Regions from separate parts of the Homo sapiens genome. Here region 2 is linked to region 1. A link is a contact called in ENCODE Hi-C or POLR2A ChIA-PET data. All regions are on one chromosome and are shown on one strand. The core of a region is the stretch at or near the end of the contact, and the rest is flanking DNA. Distances in the headings are between cores, read along the strand shown. Region 1 holds the start of ARF6 (ARF GTPase 6). Region 2 overlaps CDKL1 (cyclin dependent kinase like 1).

Evidence for each region. A loop is a pair of places that touch in the nucleus more often than their neighbours do. ChIA-PET counts read pairs that join two places held with the same protein, here RNA polymerase II (POLR2A). Pooled maps may share reads with other maps.
Region 2: a pooled map shows a loop between it and region 1 (3-fold over the local background). The contact joins the enhancer-like site here to the promoter of ARF6 in region 1. A Hi-C loop is called at or near these places in 9 of 50 pooled maps. POLR2A ChIA-PET finds 5 or more read pairs at or near these places in 3 of 52 experiments (GM10248, SK-N-SH and activated CD4-positive, alpha-beta memory T cell).

The regions. Positions count from the first base shown.
Region 1 is chr14:49,891,676-49,894,375 of GRCh38, reverse strand. It overlaps ARF6 (ARF GTPase 6), which reads right to left and starts at 1,294. Exons shown (of 2, transcript NM_001663.4): 1 at 1,219-1,294; 2 at 1-1,120. The coding sequence starts at 639. The coding sequence ends at 112. RefSeq lists enhancers at 365-414, 445-764, 1,635-1,734 and silencers at 925-1,114, 1,155-1,544.
Region 2 is chr14:50,334,048-50,336,772 of GRCh38, reverse strand. CDKL1 (cyclin dependent kinase like 1) reads left to right here. Exons shown (of 10, transcript NM_004196.7): 8 at 2,152-2,208. Among named protein-coding and RNA genes, the nearest start is that of DMAC2L, 23 kb to the right of the region's middle. RefSeq lists an enhancer at 609-1,230. Within about 2 kb of position 1,277, at least 26 of the 41 ENCODE cell types and tissues checked have a DNase peak (open chromatin) inside an H3K27ac peak, as active enhancers do.

The sequences.
Region 1 (2,700 bases), core at 45-2,544:
GTTCAAATTCAAAAGAAGAGAAAGTGGCAATTGAAAGAGGTGATGGTGGCGATAATCCTATGAATGGGTTTTTGATTTCTCTCCTTCCAGGGGATGGGTGGAGAATGCTCATTAAGATTTGTAGTTAGAGGTTAACCATGTGAGCCCCTCATAGAGTCCGTCCCCTGAGGTGGCACAGGAGGGCTGCACATACCAGTTCCTGTCCCGAATCCGGGTCAGGCCCAGTTTCTCCTGGATCTCGTGGGGTTTCATGGCATCGGGCAGGTCCTGCTTGTTGGCGAAGATGAGGATTATGGCGTCCCTCATCTCCCGGTCATTGATAATGCGGTGCAGCTCCTGGCGAGCCTCATCGATGCGGTCGCGGTCGGCGCAGTCCACTACGAAGATGAGACCTTGGGTCCCAGTGTAGTAATGCCGCCAGAGCGGCCGGATCTTGTCCTGGCCGCCCACATCCCATACGTTGAACTTGACATTTTTGTAAGTCACCGTCTCCACGTTGAAACCCACAGTGGGAATGGTGGTCACCGACTGGCCCAGCTTCAACTTGTACAGGATTGTTGTCTTGCCGGCCGCGTCCAGGCCCAACATGAGGATCCGCATTTCCTTGTTCCCGAAGATTTTGGATAGCACCTTCCCCATCGCGTCGGAGGAGCCGGGGCCGGGGGCATTCAGGTGTCCCGGGTCCCCTCAGCCAACAACGCCGCCGCCGCCGCGAAACCGAAACGAAGCCTCTCGGCCGCGAGAGCGCCTTTGCGGCCTGCGTGGGAGTTGCCTCCTAAGGGCAGAGGCCCAGGCCCCCCGCTCACTCGGGCATCACCGACCGCACAACTTGATTTCTCCAGTCGCCGCCGCCACCCGGGCCCTGAGACTGCGCTGGGAGCCGCCGCCCTGCTGAGGCGCGGCCCGGCCCGGAACTGCCCTTCCCCCCGCAGGCGCCGCGCGAGCGCCGCCGCGGTTCCCGCTCCTCCGCCTTCCTCTCACCGCGAGGGAGACTGCAGCCCTCCGGCCCGCCCGCCGGCCTGCGAGCACTGGGCTCCCCACCGACCCAGGACACCCGAGAGGCAGCGCGGCTCCGGGGCCCCGTCAGGTCATGGATCCTCGCGGGAACTCGGTGCGCTGCCTGCAGAGAAACAGAGAGGGAGGGGAGTTACTGCCAGAGCTCCACAAAGGAGCGAAGACCGAGGTGGCCCGCCTTTCCAGCTCGGCCCAAGGGGTTACCTCCAGCCGCCGCCCCGAGCGCGGGCTCCCTCCGGCCTCCAACTCCTCCTCCCAGTTCTGCCGCCGCCGCTGCCGGAAAAGGCGCCGAGGAAACCGCCTCACTTCCCCTCCCGACCACGCAGGCGCAGCAGAGGCCGACCGTTCGGACAAGAGCGACCTCTGTAAGGAGAGCGGCCCGCGCGCCTAGCGTCATGGGCGCCACGCGCCGGAGGGGCGGGGCTACGGCGCCTCGGAGGGCTCGCAGATGCGGCCGGCCCAGAGCCCTCGAACCTCGGACTCTGACTCGCGCCTACCCGTGGCTCTTCTAGCGTCTCCTTCCCTGCTTTTCTCTTTTGCGCTCTGCCCTCCCCTGCCCACCCGAACCAAGGGAGCAGATCTACTGGGGGGCCCTACAGGGTGGGGCCCACGGGCAGCCCGCTCTCTCCACGAACCGAGCTGCCTCCAGGCCTGTTCCCAGACCTCGGTGCCCGCCAGATGCTCTGCGAATTCCCTCCGCCCGCCCCAGCCTTCCCGCACCCTCCGCGCTCCCTGAACGTCCCAGGGAAGCTCTGTTCGCTTTTGTTTTTTTTTTTTTTCCCTTTTTCGCAACCCCTTCTTGGCTTCCTTTATCCCTTGAATTTTGTATGTTTCCTGAAAGACACGTGGGAGGCCAGTGTCTCGTGTGGAATCTGCCAGTCAGTGCAGCGCTTTCCCGGAGTTGAGTTTACTCTGCAGCTCTTTTGAATGTTTGAGCCCTGTCTGCCTATAGGTCTCGTCAAGACCAGCCCATGTTTCTTAAAAACTGCAGTATTATGAAGAGTTCCTGTGCCTTGCCGCGTTTTCACCTTTTTAGAATGCGACATCTGTTCATCTTTAAAATATCATTTTATCTCATACTGTTAGTAGTAGCTTCTTAACTACTACCCATTCTTAACTTTAAGAAGCATAGAATTTAGAATATAGAACGACCGCTTGTATGGCCTGGATCTGGGCACTTAACCTTACTAAGTTTATCTCGTGTAAACTGACCTTGCTAACTCACGTGAGGCTTAAATAATACAATGTGGAAGACTTCAGGGCACATTTTTGGTTTTTTGGTTTTTGTTTGTTTCTTGAGACGGGGTCTCACTCTGTCGCCCAGGCTGGAGTCCAGTTGCACAATCTCGGCTCACTGCAGCCTCCTCATCCTGGGTTCAAGCAGTTCTGCCTTAGCCTCCGGAGCAGCTGGAATTAGGTCGCCCACCACCACGCCCGGCTAATTTTTGTATTTTTAGTAGAGACGGGGTTTCACCATGTTGGCCAGGCTGGTCTCGAAGTCCTGACCTCAGGTGATCCACCCGCCTCGGCCCCCCAAAATGCTGGGATTACAGGCGTGAGCCACTGCGCCCTGCCAAGGACACATTTTTGTATCAAATGGTTAATGATAAAATTAGACTTAAAATAACGTGAAACCTTCAAATATCAAGGGGAGAAAAACAGGAAATGGGTATCTTTGTTTAAAAA
Region 2 (2,725 bases), core at 28-2,527, 440 kb before region 1:
TTTTTATATTTTTGAATGTCTTCTAATGAGCCTGTATTGTAATCAAAAACATTTCAGAGCATAATTAAGGTCTGTGAAATCTTGAGTTTCTACTGAGGAAGGTATCTTAAAAATGAAACTAACCCTCCAGTTTCTCACTAAACCCTTCAGTTTTCAGATGGAAGTTCTGTCTCTACCACTTGTGTTTTGTTTGTTCCCTAACCTCTTGGCTTGTCCCACAATGAAGGTTTCTGCTTCTCCACTGCCTCTTCCTCCTGTAGCACTAGCATTCAAAGTGGGTCTTGCTGGGACGGAGGGGCAGGAATGACACCTGACATATGGGAGGTGACCCATCTGGCTTCCTTGTGATCTGGACATTCCCAGTTGTGCACTAAATATCCCTAGTGATTTCCTGTTCACTTGTCTGTTGGTGAAGCCTCAGAAATAACCCAGGTTTCATAAATGTAAGAAGCTTCCCATGGCTTCCCAGAGATTGTCCTGCAGATTTCCTGTTGACAGAAACACAGGAAGAGGCAGTGCGGGGGCTGCACTGGTTGAACATCTGTGCCCCAGTCCCTCTGCCTGTCAGTAACCCTGACAGAGGGAGGCCTGCTTGCTTCTGGGGCTGTGAAACGCTCACAGATGGGCTCCAGCGTATCACAGGCAACCAGTTGGCCTCATCCAGACATTGTTGCTGAGACAGCAGAGCTCGATGATATAGCAATGGCACGTCAAACCCCAGTGATGCTCAGATTCAACCGACAGAAAGAACAAGAGAAATATTTAAGCTATGGAGCATGAGTGGAAGTATGAGGGTGCAACAGGGGCTACTGTCAAGGGCTAATACAAACCTACTTTAGGATTTTTTTTTTCTCCTGTTGACATAGGGAACTCTGAAACAGAGGCTCTTCTCTCCTACTCTTATCAATGATTAGTATGTGTACAATCCAGAATTGGTTATTGGGAGCTGGTTGCCTGTCCAAAATAATACTGTACTGTGAAAGCTGGCCACAGCACCAGGACTGTTTGATTAGATGAGCCTGGCCAGTCACTCCAGTCGGCAGCTCACACACTGCCACTTTTATACACACAATGCACTGCAGTCACTTATTTTGCTCAGCTTGGCTGGCTCTTATTTTCTCAGCCTCTCTGCTCAATTAGCCTTTGTCAGTGGTATGTCTCTTTAACTGGCCTGTTTGTCTGCCTGACATTCGGCATTCCTCCCATTTATAGTGTTATTCCTGATTGTCTCCAGCACGTGACTGGCGCAAAATCGCCTTATACGGCCAAAAGGAGATTGACGAATGCCCCACAGGAGACTGTTTAAACAGCAGGCTGAGAAGGGAAGCAGCAGGCCCTAGTGGGAGGAGACAACAGTGTTTATTCCAGAAAATCAAGAAGCATCTGTTCACCTGGGTAGGGGAAAAACATCTATTTTGCAGCTCCCTTTATATAATTAGAATTAGAGCTGCCTTTTTTTTTTTTTTTTTTTTTTTTTGAGACAGGGTCTTGCTCTGTCGCCCATGCTGGAGTGCAGTGGCACATTTATGGCTTACTGCAGCCTCAATCTCCCAAACCCACGCCATCCTCCCGCCTTAGCCTCCCAAGTAGCTAGTACTAGAGGCGCACACCACCACCCCCAGCTAGTTTTTTGGTATTTTTTTTAGAGAGACAGACAGGGTTTCATCATGTTGCCCAGGCTGGTCTCAAATTCCTGGGCTCAAGCCATCAGACTTGGCCTGAGTGGATTATAGGCATGAGCCACCGCACCCAGCCAGCTACCTTTTTATAAATCACACTATAAATGCCAAAAATTATTCTCAGGAAAGGCAAGTTATATAACTTGAGCCCCCCCACCCCCTCAAAAAAAAAACTGCTCAGAAAAGTTTTTTTTCATTAGTATTTTTATTTATAATTTGCTATCTCCATTGGTATCAGAGCAGGAAGTTAAGGGAGTAGTTACGAAGCAAATTTGGAAAAGCGATTTGGAGGTGGGGAGAGAAAGCTTGTGAAAAAGGCAAAGGGAGACTGTTTTGGGCAGGAGGTTGGGTGGGCAAAGGGTGGAGGACGTGAGGAAGGTGCCAGGAAAATGTTTCTATCAAAAGATTTAATTTGAGGTAACCTTAATTTGAATACATGCTGTAAATTAAAAACCTCTTTTCTTTTCAACAGGAACCACTTGAATTAAAATTCCCAAACATCTCTTATCCTGCCCTGGGGCTCCTAAAGGTAAAAATCATGGCTTCCAACAGACCAGGAAGCACACAGCAGTTGTCATCACTGGGGAATCTGAATTACTTATGTCAATCCATGCAATGAAAAGTGTTCCTTTTAGAATTCTTCTCCTGGCTGGGCAGTGGCTCACACCTGTAATCCTAGCACTTTGGGAGGCCAAGGCAGGCAGATCACCTGAGGTCAGTTCAAAACCAGCCTGGTCAACATGGTGAAACCGTCTCTACTAAAAATAAAAAAAATTAGGCGTGGTGGCGCTCGCCTGTAATCCCGACTACTCAGGAGGGTGAGGCGGGAGAATTGCTTGAGCCTGGGAGGCGGAGGTTGCAGTGAGTTGAGATTGCACGACTGCACTCCAGCTTGGGTGACAGAGTAAGACTCCGTCTCAAAAAAAAAAAAAATTCTCCTTGGAAAAGTATATTTTCAATTTTTTTAAATGGATCACATCCTATTAAGAAAACATTTGCAAGTATTTTCCACTTTAAATAAACCTAACATTATATTTGAAGTCTAA